Regions from separate parts of the Homo sapiens genome. Here all the other regions are linked to region 2. A link is an interaction called in ENCODE POLR2A ChIA-PET data of the cell type or tissue named here. Cell type or tissue: HepG2. All regions are shown on one strand. Each heading gives the region's core, and the rest is flanking DNA. Links, peaks and the distances in the headings are about the cores only. Region 1 overlaps KLB (klotho beta). Region 2 overlaps RFC1 (replication factor C subunit 1). Region 3 overlaps KLB (klotho beta).

Region 1 (6,363 bases), core at 730-5,729, 73 kb before region 2:
TTACAATAGTAATTTAAAAGAATATGATAGAATGTCAAAAAGTTATCTGTAATAATTGTCTCAGTCCTTCACTTTAAGAATTAAGACTGTTCTTTATTCTTTCTTCTTTTTTTTAAAAAAGCATTTTGGGCTGGGTGCAATGGCTCATGCCTGTAATCCCAGCATTTTGGGAGGCCGAGGTTAGGAGTTCAAGACCAGTCTGACCAACATGGAGTAACTCTGTCTCTGCCAAAAATACAAAATTAGCCAGGCGTGGCGGTGTATGCCTGTAATCCCAGCTACTCAGAGGCTGAGACAGGAGAATTGCTTGAACCTGGAAGGCTGAGGTTACGGTGAGCTGAGATCACGCCATTACACTCCAGCCTGAGCAACAAGAGCGAAACTCCGTCTCAAACAAACAAACAAACAAACAAACAAAAAACCACTTTTTTGATGTGGGAGGGGAAAGTGGTGGAAGGAAGAAAGTAATAGGTTTTGTTGTTTGTTTTAACCCTCTTTCTTTCGTCCTTTGTCAAAAAAAAAAGCTTGGCTAATTTTTTAGCTATAAGACTTAGCACAAATTAATTATGATACGTTATTCTCCTGAAACCTGACTTTACCAAGGGAGTTTTAAAAAAATCCTTTTTTTCAATTAAAGAAAATAATTTCAGATAATCCTTGGAGATTTTGCTTCTATATAACCAAGACAAACTAAAAAGGCTCCATCTAGTATTTCCATTTCAAAATATTACACTTAATCTTCAAGACATTGGTGGGGGATTTGGGCAAAAGAGTCTTTAAAATGACATTTTGTTTACTTAAATGTGCCTAAGAAACACTGCAGCCTTCTTCATGTTCAAGAAAGCAGTTGCAGCAGTCCGTTGGCAAAGAAGGCTTAGCTATTAATCATGGGAATGGTGGCATTTTCACGGCTGTTTTTGCAGTTTTATTATTTACTTTTTGAGACAGGGTCTCACCCTGTCACCCAGGCTGGAGTCCAGTGGTGCCATCATAGCTTTAAACTTGAATTCTTGAGCTCAAGCAATTCTCTCACCTCAGCCTCCCCAGTAGCGGTAACTACAGGCTCATGCCACCATGCCTAGCTCATTTTTATTTTCATTTTTTGTAGAGACCGAAGTCTCACTACGTTGCTTAGGCTGATCTTGAACTCCTGGAGTCAAGCAATCCTCCTGCCTCAGCCTCCCAAAGTGTTGGGATTACCGGCATGAGTCACTGCACTTGACCCTTGTTTTTGCAGTTTAAATACTAAATTTTGTTTAATAATTTTAACAGAGCCTTTAAGAAGAGAACTATATGAAGATTTAAAAAAAGTTTTTTTTAGTTTCTTGTTGGAAAAAGTCTTTTATTTTTAAATGTAAAATATTCTCTTTACCTTCTTATGCTACTTATTTTTTTACTTTTAATTATGGAAATTGTCATAATACACAAAAATAGAAACAATAATAAACCCTCATAAACACATCACTGAGTTTTAACAGCCATCAAAATTCTGCAGCTTGTTTCAAGATGGGTTTTTAATGTACAATATTTTAAAGAGACATATCTAATTGATTTGAGTGTTCTGGAAAGACTAATGTTTAGCCTGTGTGTGTGTGTGTGTGTGTGTGTGTGTGTCTGCAATCTACTTTTTTTTTGTTGTTGTTGCAGGTTTAAATCCTTTCTGGAACAAGGTAGATCTTCCTTAAATTGAAAATAATCAATTACTCATTGAATGCCTAACACGTGTCCAGCATGTGTGAGCTTCTGTGAAGGAATTATGCCAGGAAATGTTAAAACAAAGTTAGTCAAAGAAGTGGAAAAATAGGAAAGAAATCCAGTTTTATCCTAGGCTCAGGAAAAAGTTGGTGAGGCCTTGACCTAGAGTAGGGTTTCCCAACATATCTTATCCTGAAAGCCACTTTCACAGTGTTAAGCAATCTCTTGAACCCATGAGGAATTTAAAAAATTATTTCATCATTTGTGTGTGGTAATAAAAAAATATAAAAAGCGTTGACATATGCTTTATTTTATGTAAATATACTTTATTGACTATTGTATTTTAAGGCCTATTTAAATTTAAAACATTAATAGAATAAATATTTTAAATGCTAATAACACATGCACATAAATTTGGGCATTTTACCATCTAATAAATAATGCACATTATTTAAATTATTTTCATTATGTAATAAGGACAAGCATTTTATGACTTAAATATTTTTGAAATTTTATTTATTTTTTATTTTTTTAGAGATGCAGTCTCCCTCTATCACCCAAGCTGGAGTGCAGAGGCATGATCACAGCTCACTGCAGCCTCGAACTCCTGAGCTCAAGCAACCCTCCTGTGTCGACCTCCCAAAGTGTTGAGAATACAGGCATGAGCCACTTCACCTGGCCTCAAAATATATTTCTAACAGAAAAATATTTTAGTAAACAATAGTACATAATGATACTTAGATATGTATAGATATGTATACAAACAGAAAACCAGAAAAATAGAACATAAAGTGACACATAAAAAACCAAACTTTGGACAGGCGCAGTGGCTCACGCCTGTAATCTCAACACTTTGAGAGGCCGAGGCGGGTCTATCACCCAAGGCCCAGAGTTCGAGACCAGCCTGGCCAACATGGTGAAACCCCGTCTCTACTAAAAATACAAAAATTAGCCGTGAGTGGTGGCACATTCCTGTAATCCCAGCTACTTGGGAGGCTGAGGCAGGAGAATCACTCCTTCTCAAAAAACAAACCAAAAAACCCAACCCCCACCAAACTTTGTGAAACACAATGTTATAGCATCAAAAATGGATAAACGTTGCTTATATAACATTTTGTTTGAATAGTTGAATTTTGCTTTTTTTTTTTTTTTTTTTCCTGAGACAGAGTCTTGCTCTGTTACCCAGGCTAGAGTGCAGTGGCATGATCTTGGCTCACTGCAACCTCCGCCTCCCGGGTTCAAGCAATTCTCCTGCCTCAGCCTCCCGAGTAGCTGGGATTACAGGCACCCACCATCGCGCCTGGCTAATTTTTGTATTTTTAGTAGAGATGGGGTTTCACCATGTTGGCCAGGCTGGTCTCGAACTCCTGACCTCGTGATGTGCCCACCTTGGCCTCTCAAAGTGTTGGGATTACAGGTGTGAGCCACCACACCTGGCCGAATTTTGCTTTTTAAAAAAGGAAAAGCTTTTTTAAAAAGTAAGATTAGTGTTTTGTTCATGAATGGTTAATATAAGAAAATATTAATGGTTAAGAAATAACTAATGCTTAATATAAGAAAAATGGTTTGGGGCAGCTCTTTCAAGTATTTCACAAATAAGGCAAAGCCAGGAGGGACAGTCTTTATTCTCGATATGTGAAAAGCCAAACTAGATGTAATCATGTTGATGATTAAATATTATTTCCTCTTTTAACATTTTAAAAGCACTGTTTTTTTTTTTTTTCTAAAAACAGTATAGGCTGTACATTAATTTTGAGTTTCTGTATGCAACTTACAGATCTGGTGAAGATCTCCTTGAGGCAATTGTGTAAAATAATCATTTTTATGCCCCTCATACTGGTTACATGTCAATGTCCTTGTTCTTTGTGCTTCATGTCTTTAACCAGTTGTCTACTATAGAATAAGTCAGTGGTTTTCAAAGGTGGAGTGAGGGGGAGGAATTTTGACTTCCTGGGGACATTTGGCAAGGTCTGGAGACATTTTTGATTGTCACAACACTGAAAATGGGGGAGCTACTGTCATCTAGTGAGTAGAGTTTAGATGCTGCTGAACTCCTCCATTGCACAGGACAGCCTACCACAGCAAAGAATTATCTGACCCCAAATGTCAATAGTGACCAGGTTTGAGAAATCTTTGTACTATGTAAACAGTATTTATCTATGAAAGATAACATTTTCCCCCTAACCCAATGTGACTAGTAAAAGACAAAGATTTTTAAAGTCATGAAATGGTCAAAACTGTCATGAAAGCTGGCAGTATTTTTTGTTTTATTTTATTTTATTTTATTTATTTTTTTTTTTTCCTGAGACAGGTTTTTGCTGTGTCACCCAGGCTGGAGTGCAGTGGCACAATCATAGCTCCTTGCAGCCTTGACCTCCCGGGCTTAAGTGATCTTCCCACCTCATCCTCCCAAGTAGCTGGGACTACAGGTATGTGCCACCACTCTCAGCTGATTTTTTATTTTTTGTAGAGACAAGGTTTGTCTTGTCTCTACAAAACTATGTTGCTCAGGTTAGTCTTGAACTCCTGGGCTCAAGGGATCTTCTTCCCTCGGTTTCCCAAAGTGCTAGGATTACAGGCAGGAGCAACTCTGCCCCGCTTTGGCAATATTTAGTGGAGTAATAAACAGAATGAGTTATTGTCTCATGAGCAAATTCACCTTCCCAAACCTCTGTGCATGTTTACTCAGAGACTCTCAAATGTTCCATTCTAAAAGGGAAATGTACAAATTTAAATTATTACATGTATTTATTGATTTAAAAATAGAATGAAAACAGACATTACTGCCTTTACTAATGTGAACCCTTGGGGCTTTGCTGCATAGGCCAAATACATTTCTGGGATTGAAAAAACTAAACTTGGGAGAGAGAAATCTTTCCTCTACAAAGGAGAAGATGACACAACCCGAGGAAGAAATGGACGTGAGAGGCTGAAATAAAGGGCCTTCCTGGTCACTGAGCCCATTCATCCCTGTGGTCTGGTTACTGAGCCAGGAAATTGCCCCTTTTTGCTTTAGCCAATTTGAATTAGATTTCTGTAACTTGCCACCAAAAAAGTCCTGACTAATATACCACCCGATTAATATCAGTAATATTTCGACAGTTTGCAATAATGCAATGAAATATGAAGATTGAACTTGAGATTAGTTTTTGATTACAGTATTTAAGACAGAAATCCTAAACCATTCATTTAACCAACATTTACACCTAATATGTACAAATATTCTGTGCTAGGTGCTGAGAACATAAAGGCAAATTTAAAAATTGTCTCTCCTTTGAAAGAACTCTCAGTCTAGCTGGGGAGATGGAAAAGTATCATGTCGTATGAGTGCTATGCTAGAAACAAGCCCATCTTATGGGAGCCAGCAGAAGGGGCACTTAAATCCTAAAGGGGCAAGAATGACTTGGAGGCAGTGACCATCACGAAGTAAAGAGGGCATTTGAGCTAGACAGAGTGGGATAGTTGAGGCTGGGTGGAGAGAAATAGTAAGGAGAGACTGAGACACTGGCAGTAGTGTGTTATGATCGAATATGAAGTGCAAGAGGATGGGAGAGTGGCCAGGAAGGAGGCTGGGAACTGTATCTCAAAGGTCTTGGTGAAAAATTGAGACTTTATCCCCAAAGCTTGGGGGGGCCACTAATGGATTTTACACAGGGGAGCAATATCACGCATATTCAAAATATCACACTGTAAGATGAGGATAATAGTTACCTGGCAAGATTGTTGTAAAGAGTATAGATAATATTTATTTATTTATGTCCTTTTGGAATGTAAATGTTCATAATATTTCTCTTTTTAAAAATATTTTTAAAATTTCAATAGTTTTGGGGTACAAGTGGTTTTTGGTTACACGGATGAATTGTATAACGGTGAAGTCTGAGATTTTAGTGTACTCATCACCAGAGGAGTATACATTGTATCCAATATGCAGTTTTTTTATCCCTTACTCCTCTCCCAGCTTCCCTGTTCTGAGTCTCCAAAGTTGATTATATCCTTCTGTATGTAGGTATATATCATTCTGTATATATAGTCCATTGTATCATTCTTATATAGTGGGAGCTAAGCTATGGGTATGCAGATGCATACATAAGCTCAGTATACCCATAGCTTAGCTCCCACTATATGAGAGAACATATGGCATTTGGTTTTCCATTCCTGAGTTACTTCACTTAGAATACATAGATATTATTTCTTTTTTCTTTAAATAGAGAAGGGGGTCTTGCTATGTTGCCCAGGTTGGTCTCAAACTCATAGGCTCTGGGATTACAGGTATGAGCCACCATGCCAGGCCTAGAGATGATATTTAAAGTGATGATTACCGTGCTTAAAAATGGCCAAGCCAGGGCCAGGAGCAGTGGCTCACACCTGTAATCCCAGCTACTCGGGAGGCTGAGGCGGGAGAATCGCTTGAATCCGGGAGGCGGAGGTTGCAGTGAGCTGAGATCGAGCCACTGCACGCCAGCCTGGGTGACAGAGTGAGACTCTGTCTTAAAAAAAAAAAAATGGCCAAGCCAAAAAATACATCCTCATTCTATTTCAAATGCTGTTAAAAACAGCTTTGACGGGAGACTGAGGCAGGAGAATGGCGTGAACCTGGGAGGCGGAGCTTGCAGTGAGCCGAGATAGCGCCACTGCACTCCAGCCTGGGCGACAGAGCAAGACTCCGTC
Region 2 (6,363 bases), core at 656-5,655:
CAATTTTATTATAGAACTTATCAGAACCAAAATATGTTTGTATTAAAGATTCCTTCAGAAAGTGATATAGTATGCAGCATTTGTCAAACTTATTTTGAATGTGATATATGTGTTTTTATTTAATTTAATTAATTTATTTAGAGACAGTCTTGCCCTGTTGCCCAGGTTGGAGTGCAGTGGTGCGATCTGGGCTCACTGCAACCTCTACCTCCCAGGTTCAAGCGATTCTTGCGCTTTGGCCACCTGTAGCTGGAACCACAGGCGTGCAGCACCACATCTAGCTAATTTTTATAATTTTAGTAGAGATGAAATTTTATAATTTTAGTAGAGATGGGGTTTCACCACGTAGACAAGGCTGGTCTCAAACTCCTGGCCTCAAACAATTCGCCTTCCTCGGCCTCTCAAAGTCTTGGGATTACAGGCATGAGCCTCTGGCCCTATTATTTTTTAAAATACTTGTATTAATTTCTTTTCCAGTTGAGGTTGTTGGAAGTTAAATTTGAAAAATAGTGCCTTAGAATACTGTTTTTAAAGCAAAGATCTAAAATTTAATTTTTGTGCTTTATTGAAAGATCTGGCTTTTTTGGGTTGCATTTAAAAAGGAATAAACACAATTTAAAGGCTTTTCTTTGAACATAATTTTAAAATAGGGAACATGAATTTTTTTGCATGCCTTTTATGATGCACAAAATGATGGTAAAATGGTAGAATTCAGAAAGTTTCAGTTTTTGCTTTTGTGGACAAGATCTGCTGTATTAATTCTCTCTTTCTGTTTTATTTTTATCTGGTGTGAATTTTTTTTTTTTTTTGAGACGGAATTTTGCTCTGTCACCCAGGCTGGAGTGCAATGGCATGATCTTGGGTCAGTGTAACCTCTGTCTCCTGGGTTCAAGCGATTCTCCTGCCTCAGCCTCCCAGGTAGCTGGGATTACAGGTGCCCACCACCATGCCCAGCTAATTTTTGTAGCTTTTAGTAGAAAAGGGGTTTCACCATGTTGGCCAGGCTGGTCTCGAACTCCTGACCTCAGGTGATTTTGCCTGCCTCGGCCTCCCAAAGTGTCGGGATTACAGGCATGAGCCACCACACCCGGCCTTCTGGTGTGAATTCTTAAAATAAAAAATGTGCCTAAAGAAGGATTGTCAAAATTTTCACAGTACTATCAAAGGTTCTGAATTCTGAAAGTACTTAAGTGTTTACTCTGTGCCTTTTATTGCTCTATATTGTAAAGAATTTGAAAGAAGTACGCGTTCCTCTTCCTCAGGAGTTTTGTTTGTTGGGAAACTGGACATTTGTTTGATACAGTTTACTACAGTGTGACAGGATTTATAAATGCATGGTGCAGGGGAAGAGGAAGGACACTAAAGTTTATGAAACATCTATTTTGTACCAGGCACTGTGCCAGGTACTCACACTTTGTTCTGATTTATATTTAAGTGCCCTGGGAGATTAGGCTGTGGTAGACAGAATAATGCCCCCAAAAGATATCCACAGCCTAATTCCTAGAACCTGTGACTATATTAGGTTATATGGCAAAGGGAAGTAAAAGTTACAGATGGTGTTAAGATGGCTAATCAGATGACCTTAAAAATAGGGAGATTAGGCCAGGCGTGGTGGCTCTTGCCTGTAATCCCAGCACTTTTGGAGGCTGAGGTGGGCGGATCACTTGAGGTCAGGATTTCCAGACCAGCCTGGCCAACATAGTAAAACCCTGTCTCTACTAAAAATACAAAAATTATCTGGGCGTGGTGGCACGCGCCTGTAGTCCCAGCTACTCAGGAGTCTGAGGCAGGAGAATCGCTTGAACCTGGAAGGCAGAGGTTGCAGTGAGCTGAGATCACGCCACTGCACTCCACAACAGAGCGAGACTCCGTCTCAAAAAAGAAAAAAAAATAGGGAGATTATCCTGGATTATTTGGATGGGCTCAGTGTAGTCACAAGGAATAGGGAGGTAGAAAAAGGGTTTAGAGAGTGAGATTAACTGTGGAGGAAGATTAGAGGATCCGGGAGATGGCAACGTGAGGGCTTTCGCTTGATGTTGCTGGCTTTGAAGATGCAGGAAGGGTCTTTGAGCCAAGAATGCTGGCATCCACTGGAGACTGGAAAAGGCAAATAAAATTCTTTCTTAGAGTATTCAGAAAGGAACATAGCCCTGCTGGTACCTTGACTGGCCCAGTGAGACCCATATTTGCCATCTATCTAACCTCCAGAACTGGAAGATAATAAATTTAGTGGCTTAGTTGTTTTAAGCCACTAAGTTTGTGGTCATTTATTATAGCTGGAATAGGAAACTAATACATAGGCTTAGCACTGAGTAAAAGTAACCTGTGAGAATTCACAGAAGACATGTGCCTTGAAAAAGACCTTGAGGAATTGGTTCACCGTGACTACTTTAAACATGCACTATATTATAATAGTTCTTTTCAAAGTTTTGTTTTATTTTTCTCTCACATACAGATTCAGAGTCAGAGGAGACGTTGCAGGTAAAAAATGCCAAAAAGCCACCAGAAAAACTGCCAGTATCTTCTAAACCTGGTAAAATTTCACGGCAGGATCCTGTTACATACATTTCAGAAACAGGTAAGGTTGCATTGTGGTATATGAGATGCCGTGTGTGTTATGTTCTTGAGTTTTTTGTTGGTGTCTAAATGTACCTCCTTCACTTTGAATGGAATTTCTACTGCCTTTTTGCTTTGTTGAGTTATATTTGTCAGGGAAGGCTGGGATCATCTTTTGCATTTCCAGTAGATTAAGGACCAATTACAGGGAAATTGCTCTTGGAATTTTTTTTAAGTGCTTGTATTGAATCATATAAGTTGAAGCTTAATCTTGAATCACATATTAAAATAGTATTGGGTTGTTTTAGAACTACTTTTTTAATGCAAGCTTTTTATCTGGCAGGCCAAAGTCAATAATCTAAGTGTAGAGTGATTACTCATATTTGTGATTTATAATTTAGCACGGATGTTGAATTCCTTGTATTCTCTGGTGACACTACAAATTTAAGTATTGGGTTTTTTAAAGAAGATTGTTTTGTACTTAAATTTAGTTCTGTTACATCTGTTTTAAGAGTAATGAAAGTGCAAAGGACATTTATAAATAATTATGTGCTAATCTCAAATATTTTGTTGTGTAAGTAATTGTTTCATGGATATTGTTCTTTTATGTAAGGATCCCAGAGTTATATTGTCATCCTAGGAGAAAAACTCAGATAAGTTAGTGGTGAAGTCATTTTGATTGTAATGTTGTTAACCCTTAGAGGAGACAATAACCGGAATAATACGGGATGCTGTACGTGAAAGGGCCAGACCCAGTGCCTGACACATTGAGTAGCAGTCCAAAGGAAAAAATAAAAAGAAAAACAAAGTCCATAGGTGAACTTTGTAGGTTACGTGAAACATTTGTTGATGAAACTGTTCAAAATATCAAAGACAAAAAGTAAGTGATGTGAACATATTTTTTGGAAAATTTTTACCAAACAGACGTTTCTTTGTTATGGGCAGGTGGCTGATTGACTCTTAACCTTTTTGTGCTGTTGCTAAATATCTGCCCAGGCACACTGTGTAAACGAACTCTTAAATTAAGAGGCTCTCCTCTTAGCTCTGGCTACCTTTGTGAAGTTTTGAATACGTGGGAGGGGAGAGTAAGAACAGTATAGTGATAGGTTTATTATGTAACTGAAGGTGGTGTGATAGGGCTTTCCAGTGACACCCTGAAAAACGTCAAAGTTAGTGTGCAGCCAGCCATGGCCTTCAACTGTGGATCAGGGCTGTTGTTATCTTGTGATTTTAAGTAAACAAAAAGGTCAGACAATTTAAGCTCTGATCACAGATTTTCTTTCACATGGGACTAGTTATTTCAGACAAGCAATTTTTTTCTTTCTGTATCCAGTCATCCATTAAGATGAGCAGTTTTTGAATGTTGTTTTGTGAAGAGATGTCCAGCTTTTTATCTGGACTTTTTATGAACGTTAGGCAGTATTTGTGTCATTTGCTGGTAGCATATACATGTGAAAGTAAACATTGTCCTCATGTTTTAGCTAAAAATCTTGGGGTATGATGTACCTGTCTCAGATGGTGTTCAGTATTATGCATTATTCTATTTTTTTCTTAGAATTGAGATGTAGGGAAGAAGCTTGCTTTATTATTGCCTGTTTTATCTTTTCATACTTTATTGTTTGAAATGATAGGTGAATGGGAGGAAGATAAGCCCTTTCCTTCATACAAGAGAATGAGACTATTAAAAAAAGCCCACAATAAGATTGGCATAATAAAATCACAAATGTAAGAGTTTCAAAAAAGAAAAGTGCAGCTTTTTCAAATTAATATAGTACTGGAAAATCCTTGACGTTAAAGTAATGCTTTCATTACTCTTTACGTTAGGCTAAAACCATACTTTTCAATATTGGGTCATAAATATTTTTGTTTTATATTACCAGTATAAGGTTAAATAAAATGTGTGTGTGTGTATAATAGAATTGGGCAATACCTCATTCCATAAAACAGAATAAGTGTTCCCAATATTTGTGTAATAGTTTAAAAATTCTAATCTAAAACTGTATTGATTGTCTGGAGATTGGAGCTTCTTGTGAAAAAGTGTCATATGACATGATTCAGTTTTAAAAAACCTGTTAATTCCAAAAGATAGAATTTTTTCTTCATTATTGCATACTTTATCTTTTCCTATCTTCTGTATTCTGACTTTAAAAACAACCTTTGGTTCTATTGGCATTTTTCTTGCGGCATAGCATGTATACTGTTTAAAAGCATGGCCTTGTTTACTTAACTTTCCTTGTGTTTTAGTTTACTTATATGTAAAATGGAGACATCGCTAGTACCTGCATCAGCAGCCTTTGTGATAATCAAATGAGATAATGCTTGAAAAGCATTTAAAATAGGGTCTGACTTAGGGTCTAAAATAGTAAATGCTCAATAAATATTAACTGTTATTCTTATATTTTGACTTTCTTATAAGCCTACATCTGCCTTTAAAGACATTTTGTATTTGTTTAGTTACTTAGGGCTTTCTGTTGATTTTGTAATTGAGCTTTAGAAATTTGGAAATGATATTTGGCCCACTTATGTTATGGATTTGTGTGGTCTCGTATGGGAACTACTAGTTATTTGTGGCTATGGAGCGCTTGAAATGTGCTTTTAGCCTGAATTGAGAATGCTGTAAATGTGAAATACACACAGATTTGACACAGCAAAGGAAACAGTCAACAAAATGAAATGACAACCTACAGATTGGGAAAAAATTTGCAAATCATATATTTGATAAGGGGATGATATCTACAATGTATGAATAATTCATACAATTCAATAGAAAAACAAACAATCAAATTTAAAAATGGGTGAAGGACCTGAATAGACATTTCTCCAGAGAATGCATAAAAGTGGCCAACAGGTATATGAAAAAGTGCTTAATATCATTAATCCTTAGGGAAATGCAAACCGAAACCAGTGTGCGATAACACCTCACTCGTTAGGATGGCTATTATCAAAGAGTAAAGGGATAACAAACGTTATTCAGGGTGTGCAGAAAAGGGAACCTATACACCATTGGTGGGAATGTAGATTGGTGCAGCCATTTTGGAAAACAGCATGGAGGAGCCCAATGAAATTAAAAATAAAACCACCATATGACCCAGCAGTCTCTCTTCTGGGCATATACCTAAAGGAAATGAAATCACCACCTCAGAAAGTTATGTGCAATCCCATATTCATTGCAGCATTATGCACAATAGCCAAGATATGGAAACAACTTAAGTGTCACATGGTGGATGGATGAAGGAATTGCGGTATATGTAATAATGGAATATTATTTGGCTTTAAAAAAAAAAGGAGATTCTGTCATTTGCCACAGCATGTGTGAACCCGGCGGACATTATGTTAAGTGAAATGTCAGGCACAGAAAGAAGAATATTGCATGATCTCACTTATAATGCGGACTCTTAAAAAAGAAGTCAATAGAGAATGCAACAGTGGTTGCAGGGGCATTGGGGAGGACATGGGGAGATATTGATTAGAGGTTACAAAGTAGCAGATACATGGGATGAACAAGTCCAGAGATCTAATGTATAACATGAGGACTATAGTTAATAAAGTTGTACTGTATTTGGGATTCCTGCTAAATTAGTACATTTTAGTTGCTCTTGCCACAAAAATAAAATGAGTAACTATGTGAGATGATGGATATGTTAATTTGCTTCACTATAGTAATTATTTTACTATCTGTGTATCCCCTGACATCATGTTGTATACTTTAGATATATACAATAAAATTTATTTTAACAACACCGATTTCAAAGACTTCCTACACAAAAAAGGTAAACTACCTTGTTAATTTTTTATTATTGATCCCAT
Region 3 (6,363 bases), core at 549-5,548, 87 kb before region 2:
CGTCCCACCTCAGCCTCCCTAGTAGTTGAGACTACAGGTGAGCACCACCATGCCCAGTTAATTTTTGTATTTTTAGTAGAGGTGGGGCTCCACCATGTTGGCCAGGCTGGTCTCGAACTCCTGACCTCAGGTGATCCACACACCTCGGCCTCCCAAAGTGCTGGGATTACAGGCGTGAGCCACTGCACCCGGCCCCCACTATTTGTGTGTTTCTAAAACAAATGCACAGACTCATTATCTTTAGCACACAGAGCCTGCTTTCAGTTTTGTTCCTTAGCTTTTCTTTTGCTCACTGGAGATATTTTATATCAGAATAAACTATCTGAAACTGCCTTTTACGTAGGTCAAAGACAAGCAGATATGAACAATGGATTCAAACCAGATCGATCCTGTGGACCCTGAAAATATTCCATAAACCCTGTTAGATGGGGAAAGTAGGCATTGAGGTAAGGGGTGAGGATTCTGAAACGTGCCATCCTGCTTTATGCAAGAAAAAACAATTTAAATAAATTCCTGGAAGATTTTCTGGAGAAATAAATTCCTTGAGGTATACCTCTGTCCACTTGTCCTTACTCAATTTTCATTGGAAGATTCTGGTACCATTTAGCACCCAGGTATTCCCAAGGATCCTTAAGAATGCTTTCCTCGGGCCGGGCATGGTGGCTCATGCCTGTAATCCCAGCACTTTGGGAGGCCGAGGCGGGCGGATCACCTGAGGTCGGGAGTTCCAGACCAGCCTGATCAACATGGAGAAACCCCATCTCTACTAAAAATACAAAATTAGCCGGTCGTGGTGGCGCATGCCTATAATCCCAGCTACTCGGAAGGCCGAGGCAGGAGAATCGCTTGAACCCAGGAGGCGGAGGTTGCAGTGATGCAGTGAGCTGAGATCGTGACATTGCACTCCAGCCTAGGCAACAAGAGTGAAACTCCGTTTCAAAAAAAAAGGAATGCTTTCCTCTTGGTTGGTGGTTGGGTGGGTGGCTCACATCTGTAATCCCAACACTTTGGGAGGCCAAGGTGGGAAGATTGCTTGAGCTCAGGAATTCGAGATCAGCCTGGTCAACATGACGAAACCCCGTATCTACAAAAAAAAAAAAAAAAAAATACAAAAATTAGCCAGGCATGGTGATACGTGCCTGTAGTCCCAGCTACTCAGGAAGCTGAGGTTGGAAGATCATTTGAGCCAGGGAGGCGGAGGTTGCAGTGAGCTGAGATGGCACCTCTGCACTCCAGCCTGGGGGACAGAGTGACACCCTGACTCAGGGGAAAAAAAAAAAAAACTTTCCAACCGGGAGCAGTGGCTCATGCCTGTAATCTCAGCTCTTTGGGAGGCTGAGGTGGGCAGATCACTTGAGGTCAGGAGTTTGATTTGAGACCAGCTTGGCCAACATGGTGAAACCTCTTCTCTACTAAAAAAAAATATAAAAATTAGCTGGACTTGGTGGCATGCGCCTGTAGTCCCAGCTACTCAGGAGCCTGAGCCAGGAGAATCACTTGAACCCAGGAGGCGGAGGTTGCAGCGAGCCTAGATTGAGTCGCTGTACTCCAGCCTGGGTGACAGAGCAAGACTCTGTCTCAAAAAAAAAAAAAAAAAAAAAAAAATTTCCTCTCAGAGAAGTATTCAGAATGTAGCCTCTTTCCTTGTCTCCAACCTGAGATTGCAACTTCTGGAAGAATCAGAGGGGCCTGGGACAGACACTACCTTAAATGGTTTCAGCTATTCTTTCCGGGTTTTTCTGGGGCTAGAATCACGACAGAAATTCTTGAGAACCGCTTTTTTTTTTTTCTAATTAGAAACAAAAGCAGTCATAAATTACTAGGATTCAAAGGAGGGAATTCTTTGTTTTTTTCTAACCAGTCACTTAATCCCTTGGTAGCCTTAGAGCTATCATTCATGGAAGACCCAGTGATCAGCACCTCCCTTCAGGCCTATTGTGCACCTCTCTATGCAAACTGGAAAGCACTGAGCCCGTGTAGCCTGGATTGTGAGCCTTAAACTTGTTGCTTTGCAAATTTAATGTCTTGCTTTTGCAGACACTAAATTTCAGTGATTATATGAAAGATGACCTAAGTCGTGATAAAAATCTTGGTTACATCAGCCTTTGAATGAGAAACAGTAGAGCTCAGAAGACATATCTTTGCAGTAGCTTTCCATGCAGGTTTTCTGGATATACATATGGATGTGTTGTCAAGGTGACCTTCACGTTCCACAGTGTCTCTTTCACCTTTGCTGCTATTTGCCTAGGCTATCAAGGTATCTAGGGTTATCTTTGCTCTGGGCTGAAGACAGCCTCTTCATTCTCATGTAGAGAATGTGGGGGAGGTCCTCTGTGCAGTACTTTTGGTTATAACTTGATCCTATTTGCCAAGTAACAAGGTAAAAAATTTTGCTCCAAGATCGTGAGTTTGCCATATCCATCTATGTGTGTTCTTTGGTTGGGCACTCATAAAGGAGATCTGTTGGGAAAATTAAAATGAGGTTAGTAGGGGAGTGCAACCTGGGCCCTGCAACCTTGCACAACAGCCATTCTACACTTTTCCAAGGTCACCCTCTAATTTGTACAAAGCCATCTACCTCTGTAATGATTGATTTAAGGGAGCTTCAACCTTTGTTCTTTAGATTCAGTAGCTTAAAGGGAAAGTCAGCTTCTTTTTCTTTTGGAGCCAGCTATCAGGCCCTAATGTCATTGAGAGACAACCAGGACCTAATATCTCATTCTGTTCTCTCCTCCAGTTTAATGTGGCAGCATTTTTTGATGCCCCTGGAAGTCCAGACTCAGATAAATTCTGTGGATGATAGGAAACAAATAAGATAGTAGGCACAACTTTAGAAATAGATGAAGAAGGGATTAGGAGCCAGAGGAAGACATGACAGGACACTGTTGGAAAGATGGGTTGAAGACAGATGAGCAAGCCAAACACATCACACCAGTGTATTCAAGGAACCCTCAGTCATTTGTCAAAAGTTCCATTTCCAAATCTGTGCATGAGTTTGGTCACATTTTGGCTGAAATATGTTCATGTGTACTATAAAAGTGTCTGTTGTTTAAGCTATTTAATAGACTATTAAATAACAATGGTTAAAGAAAGTTTATTTAAAAACTCCACAAGCATAACAAAATAGGTTTATATTTCTGTGTTCCCACCCAGGCTTTCCAAACATATTTCCCAGCTAAAATCACTTTAAGACCGGGTGCCATGGCTCATGCCTGTAATCCCAGCACTTTGGGAGGTGGAGGTGGGTGGGATCACCTGAGATCAGGAGTTTGAGACCAGCCTGGCCAACATGGTGGGACCCTGTCTCTACTAAAAATACAAAAATTAGCCGGTCATGGTGGCGGGCACCTGTAGTCCCAGCTACTCGGGAGGCTGAGGCAGGAGAATGGCTTGAACCCTGGGAGGCAGAGGTTGCAGTGAGCCGAGATCACGCCACTGCGCTTCAGCCTGGGCAACAAGAGCAAAACTCCATCTTGAAATAATTAAACTAATAAATAAATAAAAATTTAAGAAATAAAATCACTTTAAACATCTTCCACGCTGTTTTTGGTTTTCAGAATATCTTAGTATAATAATGATTTACTTAGCTATCTCTGTCTTTTGATAAAAATTTATTTTTCTTCGTTCTTTTGTTCTTTCTCTTTTCCTGTCATAAATGTTTCAATAGCTAACTTTGGGCATATAACCTTTAATTTATTTGAATCATTGCCTTTCATTAATGCCAGGAATGGACTACCTATTTCTTTTCTTTCATTCTTTTTTTTTTTTTTGAGACGTAGTTTCACTCTTGTTGCCTAGGCTGGAGTGCAATGGTGTGATCTCAGCTCACTGCAACCTCCACCTCCTGGGTTGAAGCGATTCTTCTGCCTCAGCCTCCTGAGTAACTGGGATTACAGGCACCCATCACCACACCCAGCTAATTTTTTGTATTTTTAGTAGAGACGGGGTTTCACCATGTTGGCCAAGCTGGTCTTGAACTCCTGACCTCAGGTGATCCGCCTGCCTTGGCCTCTCAAAATGCTGGGGTTACAGGCGTGAGCCACCCGGCCTGGACTACCTATTTCTAAAATTGTTTTAAATATTCCCAAATCGCTTTCCATACATTTTGTCCACTGGTGTGAGTGTTCTGTGACCATGGGATATAAAACATTGACAGCTCTATTAGGGGATAAATGGCATTTGAGAATGATATAAAGGTGCTACTCATCTACCTGGTACTATACGGGAAATAACATTGGTCTTGAAAGCAGGAGACCTGGGCTCTTGTATTAGCTCTGCTGACTCATCAGCTTTACGATCTTGGACAGATCATTTCACTGTCAAAGACCTGTTTTTCCCTTCATTCTACTGAGCTAAAAATAAACACCCTAGAGAATTTTCGTGAACGTCAAATGAGGCAATAATATCTGTGAAGACCCTGTGAAAATGACACAAACGTAAATTTGAAGTACTTTGAAAGAGCAAGCTGAAAATAATTTAACTTGGTCTAGAAAATCGTAATGGAGACTGTGTGGACGTGAAGAGTGTTCTGCAAATAGCTCCCAAGCCTTTACTTGCCAAGGCTCGTGGCTGAACATGTTTGCCCTCATTTATTGTTTGCAGCTTCCTGAGTTTTACTCGTTGTCCTTTTGGGATTAATTTCAATTTGATTCATCTTTTCATCTGCTTAGCCCTTCTCTATTTTGGTATCAAGTTGATTTTTTTTTTTTTTTTTTTGAGACAGAGTCTCCCTCTGTCACCCAGGCTGGAGTGCAGTGGCTCGGTCTTGGCTCACTGCAGCCTCTGCCTCCTGGGTTAAAGTGATTCTTCTGCCTCAGCCTCCTGAGTAGCTGGGACTACAGGTACCTGCCACCACGCCCAGCTAATTTTTGTATTTTTAGTAGAGACAGGGTTTCACCCTGTTGGCCAGGCTGGTCTTGAACTCCTGACCTCAAGCAATCTGCCTGCCTTGGCCTCCCAAAGTGCTGGGATTACAGGCATGAACCACCGCGTCCGGCCTCAAGCTGATTTTTTAATTTGTTTGTTTTGTAAAGACAACCTCTCACTATGTTGCTCAGGCTGGTATCGAACTCCTGGCCTCAAGCAATCCGCCAGCCTAAGTCTCTGTCTCTGTGCCAGCCTACTATCAACTTTTATGTTAATTACCAAATGCTGCTCTTCCAGATTGTTTAACATTCATTCATTCATCCATGCTGCAGTCTACAAATATTTATTGGATGCTGTGGCTCACATCTGTACTCTCAGCACTTTGGGAGGCTGAGGTGGGAGGATCACTTGAGGCCAGGAGTTCAAGACCAGACTGGGCAATATAGTGAGACTCTCTTTCTCTACTAAAAATTAAGAAAATGAGCCAGGCATGGTGGCATGCCTGTAGTCCCAGCTACTCAGGAGGATTAGATGGAAGGATTGCTTGAGCACAGGAGGTCAAGGCTGCAATGAGCTATGATCATGCCACTGCACTCCAGCCCAGGCAACAGAGCAAGACCCCGTCTCTTAAAAAAAAAAAAATTATTGGATGCTTAAGGTATGTGACCTTTACTGTTCATTGCTAAAAAATTATAAAATTATGTGACAATTATTTCTTTAATTATATTATGTGACTATTTTTTTAAAAAGTTTTTGGCAATCTTGAAACTCTTTTGCAATCATTATTTTACCTTTGCTTTTCTTAGGAAAGAATTTAAATATTAACAAAAGTTACAGCCTTTCATAAAGAAAATATTCACCATCCTATTTTTAATGGTCCAAATTTCATGGCCCTTTTTTTTTTTTTTTTTTTTTTTTTAGATAGGAGTCTTGCTCTGTCACCCAGCTGGAGTGTAGTGGCGCGATCTCAGTTCATTGCAACCTTCTTCTCCCTGGTTCAAGCCATTCTTCTGCCTCAGCCTCCTGAGTAGCTGGGACTATAAGCATGCACCACCACACCTGGCTAATTTTTTTTTTTTTTGAGATGGAGTCTCGCTCTGTCGCCTAGGCTGGAGACCAGTGTCACAATCTCGGCTCACTGCAACATCCACCTCCCAGGTTCACGCCATTCTCCTGCCTCAGCCTCCTGAGTAGCTGGGACTACAGGTGCCCGACACCACGCCTGGCTGATTTTCTGTATTTTTATTAGAGATGGTGTTTCACCATGTTAGCCAGGATGGTCTCAATCTCCTGACATAGTGATCCGCCCGCCTCGGCCTCCCAAAGTGCTGGGATTACAGGTGTGAGCCAAGCGCCCGGCCTAGTTTTTGTGTTTTTAGTAGAGACGGGGTTTCACCATGTTGGCCAGGCTGGTCTCAAGCTCCTGACCTCAAGTAATCCGCCCGCCTCAGCCTCCCAAAGTGCTGACATTACAGGCATGAGCCACTGCGCCTGGCC

The links. Peaks named below come from ENCODE experiments on the same cell type or tissue, not always from the same donor. Only the 100,000 strongest peaks of a DNase experiment are listed, where the experiment ranks them.
Region 1: POLR2A ChIA-PET joins it to region 2 with 5 read pairs; 7 of 35 experiments call an interaction of 5 or more read pairs at or near these places.
Region 3: POLR2A ChIA-PET joins it to region 2 with 6 read pairs; 5 of 35 experiments call an interaction of 5 or more read pairs at or near these places.

The regions. Positions count from the first base shown.
Region 1 is chr4:39,411,360-39,417,722 of GRCh38, reverse strand. The region is part of intron 1 of KLB (klotho beta); the gene reads right to left. MIR5591 (microRNA 5591) reads right to left here and starts at 5,813; the gene lies at 5,749-5,813. In HepG2, for the core only: a CTCF peak has its summit at 3,712; DNase peaks (open chromatin) are centred at 1,862, 3,772, 4,312 and 4,617; H3K4me3 peaks cover 2,378 bases.
Region 2 is chr4:39,338,560-39,344,922 of GRCh38, reverse strand. It overlaps RFC1 (replication factor C subunit 1), which reads left to right. Exons shown (of 25, transcript NM_002913.5): 4 at 2,456-2,578. Among named protein-coding and RNA genes, the nearest start is that of RFC1, 25 kb to the left of the region's middle. In HepG2, for the core only: no CTCF peak of the experiment used is centred there; a DNase peak (open chromatin) is centred at 3,632.
Region 3 is chr4:39,425,836-39,432,198 of GRCh38, reverse strand. The region is part of intron 1 of KLB (klotho beta); the gene reads right to left. Among named protein-coding and RNA genes, the nearest start is that of MIR5591, 17 kb to the right of the region's middle. In HepG2, for the core only: no CTCF peak of the experiment used is centred there; DNase peaks (open chromatin) are centred at 2,268 and 2,538; H3K4me3 peaks cover 1,375 bases.